Linked DNA regions of Homo sapiens: region 1 is linked to region 2. The links are chromatin contacts, found by Hi-C or POLR2A ChIA-PET in ENCODE. All regions are on one chromosome and are shown on one strand. The core of a region is the stretch at or near the end of the contact, and the rest is flanking DNA. Distances in the headings are between cores, read along the strand shown.

The links. A loop is a pair of places that touch in the nucleus more often than their neighbours do. ChIA-PET counts read pairs that join two places held with the same protein, here RNA polymerase II (POLR2A). Pooled maps may share reads with other maps.
Region 1: a loop to region 2 is called in a map of CD8-positive, alpha-beta T cell, with 35 times the contacts of the local background. The contact joins the promoter of COPS2 here to the promoter of AFG2B in region 2. A Hi-C loop is called at or near these places in 5 of 168 maps with a recorded cell type or tissue (CD4-positive, alpha-beta T cell, CD8-positive, alpha-beta T cell and naive thymus-derived CD4-positive, alpha-beta T cell) and 10 of 50 pooled maps. POLR2A ChIA-PET finds 5 or more read pairs at or near these places in 1 of 52 experiments (CD4-positive, alpha-beta T cell).

What each region holds. Positions count from the first base shown.
Region 1 is chr15:49,152,343-49,157,746 of GRCh38, reverse strand. It overlaps COPS2 (COP9 signalosome subunit 2), which reads left to right and starts at 2,148. Exons shown (of 13, transcript NM_004236.4): 1 at 2,148-2,222. The coding sequence starts at 2,169. It also overlaps a transcript of GALK2 not described here and the pseudogene NDUFAF4P1. RefSeq lists enhancers at 1,196-2,114, 1,873-2,402.
Region 2 is chr15:45,399,864-45,405,587 of GRCh38, reverse strand. AFG2B (AAA ATPase AFG2B) reads right to left here and starts at 3,252. Exons shown (of 8, transcript NM_024063.3): 1 at 2,070-3,252; 2 at 83-268. The coding sequence starts at 3,158. It also overlaps a transcript of GATM not described here. RefSeq lists silencers at 2,420-2,569, 2,960-3,039 and enhancers at 3,120-3,279, 3,670-3,739, 3,750-3,799.

The DNA.
Region 1 (5,404 bases), core at 899-3,398, 3.8 Mb before region 2:
GGTCCCTTCCAATGATCCTGTTCTCTGCTTCTACTTGCTATTTTTTCTCTCTTCTCTCAACTAGCATTAACATCCAAAACTATATATAATCACCAAATTTCATTTACCATGGTTTTTTAATTATTCTTTAAATTTTTCTAGTTCCATGTTAAATCCAGAGAAATGTTACTTTTTCGAAAGTTTCTACTACTGCCTCTCTCTCTGAAGGCCATGGGACTTAACTATTTGTCAAAGCAGAAATTCCCAACATTTCGTAAACACCACTAATTACTTTTTATAACTGTAAAGACAATTATTCCATACTTAAAACCAATTCAAAATAAAATAAATCCTCAATACTTCTTATTCCCTGGGGTAGTAATTTTAATTAGATTTTATTGATTCTTTATTTTCTCCTATGTGCCTTTATTTGGGAAATACTGTTAGTCTACCTTACTATCGAGTCTCTTTCCCTAGCAAGAAAATGTCAGTCTTAAGAGTCAGGAAAGCTTTTACTTTCACTATCACATATGAAGAATGAACTAAACACCTAAATTGGATAGGAAAACTTAAATGAGGGATTCAGGACACTTCCCAAGGGGTCATATGACCAATTTAAAAGTTGGTATGATGTGTCTAAAATAACAAATTAACTCTTTTACTTATAATAAAGGTACAGATGTGCTGATTAGTCATGCTAACATGTACATATGAAATATGCCTAAACCAAATTAAAAGAAAACAAAATACAGTCTATGGCAATCTTGAAAATTCAGGGAGCTCAATAAATATTAAGAGGATGCTCTCACAATGAGAGCATTAAACACTTGGTAATTAACATAATTTAATATGCAAAAATAAGAAAATATACAGGATGAGGGATGAGGAGTACACATAGGAAATTTTTGTGATTTTCTTCATTTTGATTGTATTGCTTTCTTGTCTTCAGGAGGGAAGATTTTGACTTCAAAAGTAACAAAATATTTAAGAAGGGAATTCACATCTTTCTGTTCTAAATGATATTCTTGCGCTATTTTCTCAGCAGTTCATGTTTCTGGATAAAGTTTATGATTATTGAAAAGTGTCAATGCTTCTACAGTGGAAATTTTGCCTTTGGGAATGCTCTTAATATTTATCATATCAAAGTGATGGCCTTTCGGCAATCTGAATTTCTTTGGCTCCTGACGTGTTTCAGCAGCTTTCAGCTGCACGGAAGACACAGGATCTTTGGAATCAACACACACATATTTTAGAAATGACAGCAGCTTGTCATCTTTACGAGCAATCTCTCCCTTAATTTCTGGATAGAGACTAATCTGCTCTGGCAGGAGGCTGCTGGTAGAGGGGTGCCTGGGAGCGAGAGAGGGCTTCATGTTGCGGATTTCCCTTTCCGCTCGGTTCTCTTGAAATTCCTGATCCCGCGAGTCACCGCAGCCCCCATCTCCTTACAACATGATGCCCTCAGGTTCACAGTAATGTATTTTTTAAAAACCAGTCGTTGTTACCTTAATTTGGTCCCAAGGGCTGTAAAGGTCAGTTTACAACTCGTTGAACAACTGAGTAAGATTTAAGGCAACTCAACTGATAGCTGCATACCTAATTTAGGATATCCATAGAATTGTTTTGTCAACTACAAATATAACAAGCATTAAGTGTAAACTGTGTTGCTGAAAAGTACTCCAAGTATCTTAGGAACACCCACCGCAATGTGTGGGCTAAATGCACACGTACAATGATAGCAGAAATAATACCTGTCATATAGGACGGGCATGTCAGCCTTTTCTCCGCGAAAGGCTTCTGGTCCTAAGCTGTCCCTTACTTTCACCGGAATGAGATGCGTCCAGAGTCCCAAGCAAGGGAGGAGACTGCTCCTTTACCCAGGAGGCTGGAAACTGCTCGATGCGAGCGCAGTTTCCGACGCCCTTCGGCTGAGACCTGCAGCACCGGACGATGTCCCAGTTGCCAGCTTTAGTTGCTAAGGCACCAACCACTTCGGAGGAAACGGGGGGTGGTGCAGTCTCTTTTGGAGTCGTAGCGAATCAGCTACAAGTCGAGATAATTAGTTCCGGCAGGAAACAGCTCCTCTAAGAGGGACTGGAAGGCGGAAAGAAGCTGAGAGTGACGCCTCTGAGCCGCGGAGGATTGTGGGAGGAGGTTGTCTCCAATTTCTCCTCCCCCTCCCGGCCAAGATGTCTGACATGGAGGATGATTTCATGTGCGATGATGAGGAGGACTACGACCTGGTGAGGCGCAGGGAATGGAACTCTGAGGGTGGTGATGTGTCTTGTTTTCGGGGTCCGGGCCGGGGCGCCCGCGGCCTCTCCCCGTAGAGCATGTGCCGTTTACAGCCTCTCTCAGTGCGGTGACAGGACTGGTTTACCTCCTCCCCGTTCCCGCACCGGGCCCGGGCCCTGCTTCTCCAGCATGGGGGAAGGGAGGGCAAAGGAGGCAGCGAAGGGGGCCCCGGGCCTTGCCCTCCGAGTCTGAGCGCCTCTTCGGTTTACACGGATGCCCCTGGTCCCAGGCGTTCGGTTCTCTGTCTTCTGCCTCCCCACCGCGCTAGCCGCCTCGGTGACCATGCTGCGGTGTAGGCCCTGGCTTTGCCCTTTCGGGCCCAGCGTTCCGGGCCCCCACTTCTTCACACTGGAACTGAGCGGGTGCGAAATGCTAGGAGAAGTCAGAAAACGGGGGTGTCCTTACTGCTCCCAGGCCTGACTGCGAAACGCAACTTGTGAGTCTCCTGGAGACATAGCTTAAATAGTCTTGCCAGGGCCAGTTTTGGTCCGAGGTAAGTGTGTAGGGGAGAGTTCAGAGCAAAGATAACTGAAAAAAAGGTAGTCGAACCACTTTTTCAGTTCTTTATAAAGAAAAGCTGGGGAGGAGGTTTTGCTTGTGGTGTTTTTGGAGGACGGGTGAAAGATAATTGAACCCATGGCTTTTCCCTTAGAAATTTCCCAGTATACAAAGTTTAAAACAGCAACAGCATAGAAATAAACGAATTTTTCTGACCGAATGGAGATTTTTAAAGATTCAAAGCTTCATTTATTAATGGATTTGCAAGTTTGAATAACGTTTGCTATTCAAAAACATCGTGTGGAAACTCAGAAAATTATCTTGATCCAGAATTAACGTCAATTTTGCTGTGTTTCTTTATTTTGGGGGTGTTTCATATGGTTCTTTTATGGTGATGCTGCATTATCATAAAGTTACGAAATAGATGTTTTGGGACGTCTGACTCATTTTAAGTGCCAGAGATTGTCAAAATATTAATACATTGTTTTGAATTAGTCTATAACTTTTTCGTATATATTTTCAGTTTTTTGCATTTTAAAATAAGGCACACTTTGCAAAAGGGAGAAAGGAAATTCTCGCTATTATTTGAAAGTCATAGTAGAGATTTTTATAATTTTTAAAGTTAAATGTAGTTTCGCTAATAGTTATGGTTTCTACCTTACATTTTAGTTTGTGCAAGCCAGTTGTAGGCAGTGACTTCAGTTCATTAAGAATATGTATCTGTCCATTTTTACTTATTACCTGTTTATTTATATTACAGGTGTTTTGTTATCAAAATGTTTCTTTTATATGTGCTTGTATTTTTTTAATTGATTCATAGTATTTTGTACATATTTATGGGGGGTTTCGTTACATGCACAGGATATGTAGTGATCAAGTCGGTATTTAGGATATCCATCACCTTGTGTTTTTATCATTTCTGTGTCTAGGGAATATTTAAAGTCATCTCTTCTAGATATTTTGAAATATAAAATACGTTTTAACCATAGTCACCCTGCTCCGCTGTCAAACATTAGAACTTACTCCTTCTATCTAACTGTTGGTTTGTACATACCATTAACCAACTTCTCTTACTTCCCCACTCCTCTTCCCCCCACAACACCCTTCCTATCATTCTACTCTCTACCACCGTGAAATCAACTTCTTTTGCTCCCAGATCTGAGTGAGAACATGTGATATTTGTCTTTCTGTGCCTGGCTTATTTCACTTAACCTAATTCTCCAGATCCATGTTGCTGCAAACTGACAGAATTTCATTCTTTTTTATAGTCAAATAATATTCCATTATGTATATATACCACATTTTCTTCATCCGTTTATCCATTGATGGACACTTAGGTTGATTCCCTGTCTTTGCTGTTATGAATAATGCTGCAATGAACATGGAGTGCAGGTATTCCTTTAATAGACCGATTTTCTTTCCTTTGGATAAACCCAGGAGTGGATTGCAAGATCTTATGGTAGTTCTACTTCTAGTTTTTGAGAAATCTCCATAATGGCTATACTAATTTACATCTCCATCAAAAGTGTAGAAGAGTTCTGTTTTCTCCACTTTCTTGCCAGCATTCTATTATTTTTTGTCTTTTTGATTAATAACCATTCTAATTGTGGTTTTGATTTGCATTTCTTGGTAGTGATATTGACCTTTTTTTTTTTCATGTATGTGTTGGCCATTTGTATGTCTTCTTTATTTATTTACACATGTATATATTTTTAGAGATGGGATTTTGCTGTGTTACTCAGGCTGGGCCCAAACTCCTGGGCCCAACCAATCATCCCGCCTCAGCCTCTTAAGTAGCTGAGACTACTGGCACGTGCCACCATGCCCAGCTGTATGTCATCTCTTGAGAAATTGCATTTGTATTATTAGTTTGTGTTTGTAAGTGTTTCTGCTTACCTCTTTCCTAAGCAATAGTCTGTTGGATACATAACTTATTAGCACTGTGATCAAGCTGATGATCATCTTTGAGAATGTAATGTAGCAATAGCAGTGAGAATCTTTTTGTCCCATGAAGTACTTGATTAACTTTTGCAAGATTTTTTATTAAACATACAGTGTTTTAACTTGGTCATATTTTCCCAGCCTTTTAGGGCCTACGCTACATGAGCAGTAAAATGAAGTTGAATATATAATTGCTTTAACTTTTTTTTTTGAAACAGAGTCTCACTCTGTTGCCCAGGCTGGAGTGCAGTGGCACAATCTCAGCTCACTGCAACCTCCGCCTCCCAGGTTCGAGCGATTCTCCTGCCTCAGCCTCCTTAGTAGCTGAGATTACAGGCGCCTGCCACCACACCTGACTAATTTTTTGTGTTTTTATTAGAGGCGGGGTTTCACCATGTTGGTCAGACTGGTCTTGAACTCCTGACCTCAAGTGATCTGCCCTCCTCAGCCTTCCAAAGTGCTGGGATTACCGGTGTTAGTCACCACAACCAGCCTTGTTTTAACTTTTTTATTTCTTAAAGTAAGATTTTGCACTACCACATAATGAAATGAAATGTTGGAGTTTTCTGTTGGGTTTTTTGTTTTTCTTTCCCTAGCGTTCTATTAAATAGCTCTTCCTCCCCTCATCTGTCTCTCATCAGGTGTCTAATTGTAAAATTATTTATGATCAATTTACTAACAGTTAAAACTT
Region 2 (5,724 bases), core at 2,003-4,502:
ACTCACCGCTTTTTTTTAACCCCCAAATTAATCTGTTACAATAATAGATTAACATAGATGTTCATAAATTAACACTTCTTACCTTCTCACTATGAAGGAGGGCATGCATGGCAGCCTCCCTACAGAGTGCTGTCAGGTCGGCACCAACATAGCCAACTGTCATTTCTGCAAGAAGGCCCAAATCAACATGACTGGAGATGGGCATCTTCGAGGTAATCACTTGCAGAATTTCCTTTCTTTGTTTAAGTGTGGGAGTCCCAATGACCACCTATATGCAAAGCAAAACAAAAAAAAGAAGAAGAAGTATATAGTTTAAAATATATTATTTTTAAAGTTGATCTCATGGATGGAGGTAGACAGCAGAATGATAGCAACCAGACACTGGGAAGGGTTGGGGGTGAGGGGATGAAGACAGGTTGGCTCATGGGTACAAACATACAGTTAGGTAGAAGGAATATGTGTAATGTTTGATAGTGTAGTAGGGTGACTATAGTTAACAATAATTTCTCGTATATTTCAAAATAGCTACTAGAGAGAATCTGAAATATTCCCAACACTCAGATAAGAAATGATAAATGTTTGAGGTGATGGATATCCTAAGCACCCTGATTTGATAATTACAAATTGTATGCATGTACCAAAATATCACATGTACCCCAAAACATGCACAATTATGTATCAATAAAAATAGATCAATTAAAAAAGAATTACTTCCAAAAAAATTTTATATATGTGTGTGTATACATATATATATTTTTTTTTTCTTTTTTTTTTTTTTTTGAGACACAGTTTCACTCTGCTGCCCAGTCTGGAGTGCAGCGGGCACCATCTCAGCTCACTGCAACCTCCACCTCCTGGTTCAAGTGATTCTGGTGCCTCAGCCTCCAGAGTAGCTAGAACTACAGGCATGTGCCACCATGCCCGGCTTATTTTTTGTATTTTTAGCAGAGACGGGGTTTCACCATCTTGGCCAGGCTGGTCTCGAACTCCTGACCTCAGGTGATCCACCCACCTCAGCCTCCCAAAGTATTGAGATTGCAGGCGTGAGCCACCGCGCCCGGCCAAAATAATAATATGTTTTTTATCCTGACAAACATGTACGACAATTTAGTGAACCACTTTGGAACTAGTACCGTGCACTTTACGTATACTTTAGATTCTGAATATACGAAAATCCTAATATTCCAGAGGAGTAACACTGGCTAGAAAGTTGCACAATGAAAATTCTATGTCATTTAACAAGTTTTTGTTATTTTTAAGAACACACAAAGTTCTAGAAGCCAGGTATAGATAGCTAGGTCCCTGCCCTTAAGGACACAGGTACTAGATAGTGCAAGGAAGAAATCCACTCAAGTCCTGAACTAACTGAGCTAAAAGTGTGTAATTATCATTTCTCTTTTGAATCCTATCACAAAATAGAAATATCAGTCACTAAATTTCAAACTGTTCTTTAGAATTCAAGTCAATTTAGGACCAAAGCTTAAAATAGGACAGCTCTGAATATTCAACCTCCCTGACAACTCAGGGAGCAGTTGTGGGTACCTCCTCAATTGTGGAATAGGATGCTGGTGTTATGACAAGGAATGAATAAATCCAGAAGAGTTAATGCCTGCTTCCATTTAGTTCTTCCCCACCTTCTCCCTTTTTATTTCAACACACTTACTTCTTGAGGCTATCCTTCTTTAAATTCTCATTCCAAAAAATGAGTTTAACACGCTTGTAGGTGACCAAAATTCTCTTAAGAATTAACATTACTGATTATAGGACCTGCACAACAAAATTAATCTGTAATGGACACCTCGCTTCCCAAAACAATTAGACTCTGGGGAAACAGGTCCTGACTCTCAGATCCTGACTCACAGGTCCTGACAATTTGACTCTGGGGAAATACAGGTCCTGACTCACAGATCATATATCGGCAGAGAACGTGTTCTCTGCATTGCAAAGAGCCCCAACTCCAACCTCACCGATGCTCAAACCTAAGAGGCAAACGCCTCCGGGGCAGCCAAATGGCGCCAGAAGCGGCCGAGGTTCCACCGACAGTGGGCAAACCCGCCAAGCCCATTCACCTCTCGGTCAAATCTCCCGGGCCTACGCAGCGCTGGGTCTAGAGCGTCCGGCCGGTTAGTGGCTCCCACAACCACGACCTCGCGGTCCCCACTGGCGCCGTCCAGCAGCGTCAACACCTGGGCCACTACGCGGCTCTCGGGTGCTCGACTGCCCCGCTGGGGACACAAGGCGTCCATCTCGTCCAGGAAGAGGAGGCTGGGTCCGCGGCTGGCCAGTTCCCGGGCGCGCTGGAAGACCCGCCGCACGTTCTCCTCGGTCTCCCCAGGCCGGGAACCCTGCAGCGCCGGGGCGCTGACTGCCAGCAGCTCCGCGCCCGCCTCGCGCGCCACGGCCCGCACCAGCTGGGTCTTGCCCACTCCGGGGGGCCCCGCCAGGAGCACCCCGCGAGGCACCGCTAAGCCCAGCGCGGTCAGGGCGCGCGGGTAGCGGAGCGGGAGGCGGAGGAGCTCCCGCAGCGAGTCGGCCGCCTCCGAAAGACCTCCCAGGGGCACCTCGGGCTGCGGCTGGGCTTCCGACGGAGGCTCCCCGCCAAGGCTGACGCGGGTACGAGGGGTGACCAGCCCAGCGGGATCGGGACTGGGCGTCCCGCCGACGATGTGCAAGGCAGCCACCAGGCCAGGAGCGCCTGGCGGAGCGACCACCACGTGGCCCAGGGAGATCGGTCGGTTTCTCAGCAGCTCCTGTGCCGCCTCCAGCACCGCGGCTGTATTCCGGGCACCGGGCGCGCCTGCCCGCTCTCGCAACACCGGCCACACGGCGACGCGCCGCAGGGGCGGACAGGGCACTAGGAGGAGGCGATTCAGGCTGAGACTCCTCCGGGATCTCGACGCCCCGACCGCCGCCCCGGGGCTCGCGCACAGCGGGTCCAGCTGCACAAAGCCGTCCGCTCCGTCCCGCCGAGGCCAGGCAGTGCAGAGGCAGGAGCCGCCGTCGGGTAGCGAGATCTTCACTGCCGAGCCCAAGCGCGCGCCCAGGGCGTGGAGGGCGGCCGGGCCCAGGCGGCAGCGCTGGGTGCCCCGGTCTCTAGCGTCTAAGGGTAGCAGCTTTAAGAGCGGCCCTTCAGGGAAGGGATCCGAGTCCGGAGCCATCGCACACAGATGAACCAGGCAGACGAAACCAGATTAGGAAACCCACCCGGCCCACAAAAAGCGGAACACCGAGCTCGCAGGCCGGAAGCAGATTGCGCGCATGCGCTAGGGCAGACTGCGTTGCTAGCAGCTGAGTGAAGGCCGAAAGGGCCAATGGAAACGTTAGACGACGCTCGGGCCTCTGGGTAGAGCGTTGGTGTCCGCTTTCGTGAAATCGAGTTGCCTAACCCAGAGCTTTCCCGAGATGGTCTTCGTTACAGGTGTCTGGGAGGCGGCTTAAGCTCACTTCACTAGGTCATTAAGCATGTACTTTGGTGGTTACATATATCTTGGAAGTCACCGGCTTTACATTCTGTTTTCCTGGCCTTCGAACTGGAGCATCAGTACTACCGCCGTTGGAATAGCAACCTAGAGACTTTGCTATTTTGTGAAGAAACTCTAACTATCCGCATGGGCACAGAATTTTGGGTGCTCTGGTGCAAATGTCTCAGGTGACTTGGCGTAACTGAGAATACAGCCTTGGGACCTTCGGTAATCGGGGTTCCAATCTGGGAGGTCCAGGCACAACCCTTCCTATGGGAAAGTACCAGCATAGTGGGAGGGAAGCACACGGTAGCGCTTAAAATCCCTTGTAGAGAGGAAAGAAGGAAAACTAGGCTACCTGATGGATTTGTAGCACACCAACAGTACATTTGTTCTGATTTCTGATATTCTTTTGAATATTCTTTGGCAACAAGTTAATCACTAAAGTTCATGCGATCAATGCTTACTGTCTAATTGGGGCACAACAGTACTAAGTCCTGTATTAGAGGCGATACCTATCTACGTTATTAAGACAACTGCCTGCTATTTTTTTTTTCCAGCTGCTTTCTGCCTTTCCCTTTCGCACAGGGAATTCCTTTTTATCAGCTGGAATACATTTTCTATCCCTCTTAATTGCCGTTAAAAAAGAACTACAGATACTCAAAGACAAGAAGATATACCTTGTTTTTATTTGACTTACATCTTCCTACCTCTATTTTCCCCACTTTCACTGCAACCCAAATTTGTGAGTTGACAAAACTGATATTTTAGAGTGCTTAAGTTGCTGGGAAGTTTTTTTTTTCTATCTATGCAAATAATCAATTACAGACTGTGTAGTAATATCTTATCAATGGGAAGTACTGTCAGATCTGGGATCTTAAGACCCATGCCAGTTCCTGATCTCATTCTGTCCAAACTTCATGGCAGACATGACAGACTTCTTGACTTGACAGTAACTTACCTGGTCTCAGCTGTACTTGTCTGCTTAAATCGATTCTGGAACAATTTAGGAATCAGAAAATAGCAGGAGGAGGTCTTGAAATGGATAAGTCACCCATTACTTCCTGTTTTCTTTTTTCCTCTTAATCCCATTGGCTTCAGTTCTTTTTGGTTTGGGGACTTTTAAATAACAGCTTTGCATTTTTTGAAATAAAAAAAAAGCCATCGTTTTTACCGACCCCTAAAGGTGTGAATTACATGCCTATCAAGTTATTTTATCAGAAGCCTGTACCTCATCGAGTTCCTTCTATTCAGCTCCAAGAAGCTTTAAGGATCTGGGAGAGGGAAAGAAGACTTACTGAGGACAGGATAACTGTCTTAAATATGTAAAGGGATCTCATGTAAAAGAGTTAGTAGATTTACTTATATTTACAGTGCAGAAATGGCCAAGAAGTAAAGGTTTAATGGAGTGGAATAACCAAAGCCAAAACAGGGAGCCAATAAAGTTAAATCGGCCTCAAAATTTTCTGAATTGGTTTAAAACAGAGGCACAAACTATGCTATTAGGAATATGATGAGAAGGAAACTACATGTTGCTTTTGGTTGGTCTAAGAGGTTGATTTTATACAAGGTCAAACAAGAACCCTCTGACCTTATAGAATCCATATGCACAGGAAATATTATTTCACTTCACTCTTTCTCTAAAAGATCCAGTCTTTACCATAGGTTGCAAACAAAAGCAACAAGGAATTCTGTTACTGGGCCTTCAGCTCTTATCCACTCACTCTGAGCAAAACTATAAATGTCTTTCCCAATCATCCAGTAAAATCCATTCTGTCCCTTTAGGTCTAACCATTTGCAACACTATGATTTCAGCCATCTGAACATCCATATTTATCATGCCATTCAATGACATAATCTCCTTGTGATAAACCATTCTTTTTATTTTTAAAATTTTATTTATTTTTTAGACAGTCTTGCTCTGTCACCCAGTCTTGAGTGCAATGGCAGGATCTCAGCTCACTGCAACATCTGTTTCCCAAGTTCAAGCAATTCTCCTGCCTCAGGCTCCCAAGTAGCTGGGATTACAGGTGCCTACCACCACGCCTGGCTAACTTTTGGATTTTTAGTAGAGATAGGGTTTTACCCTGTTGGCCAGGCTGGTCTCGAACTCCAGGCCTCAAGTGATCCACCTGCCTCAGCCTCCCAAAGTGCTGAGATTACAGGCATGAGCCACTGCACCTGGCCTCCTTGTGGTAAACCATTCTAATGGGAGTTGTGTGGCTCTTTTGCTTAGTTGTTTTTAATCTGACCAGAAATTTGT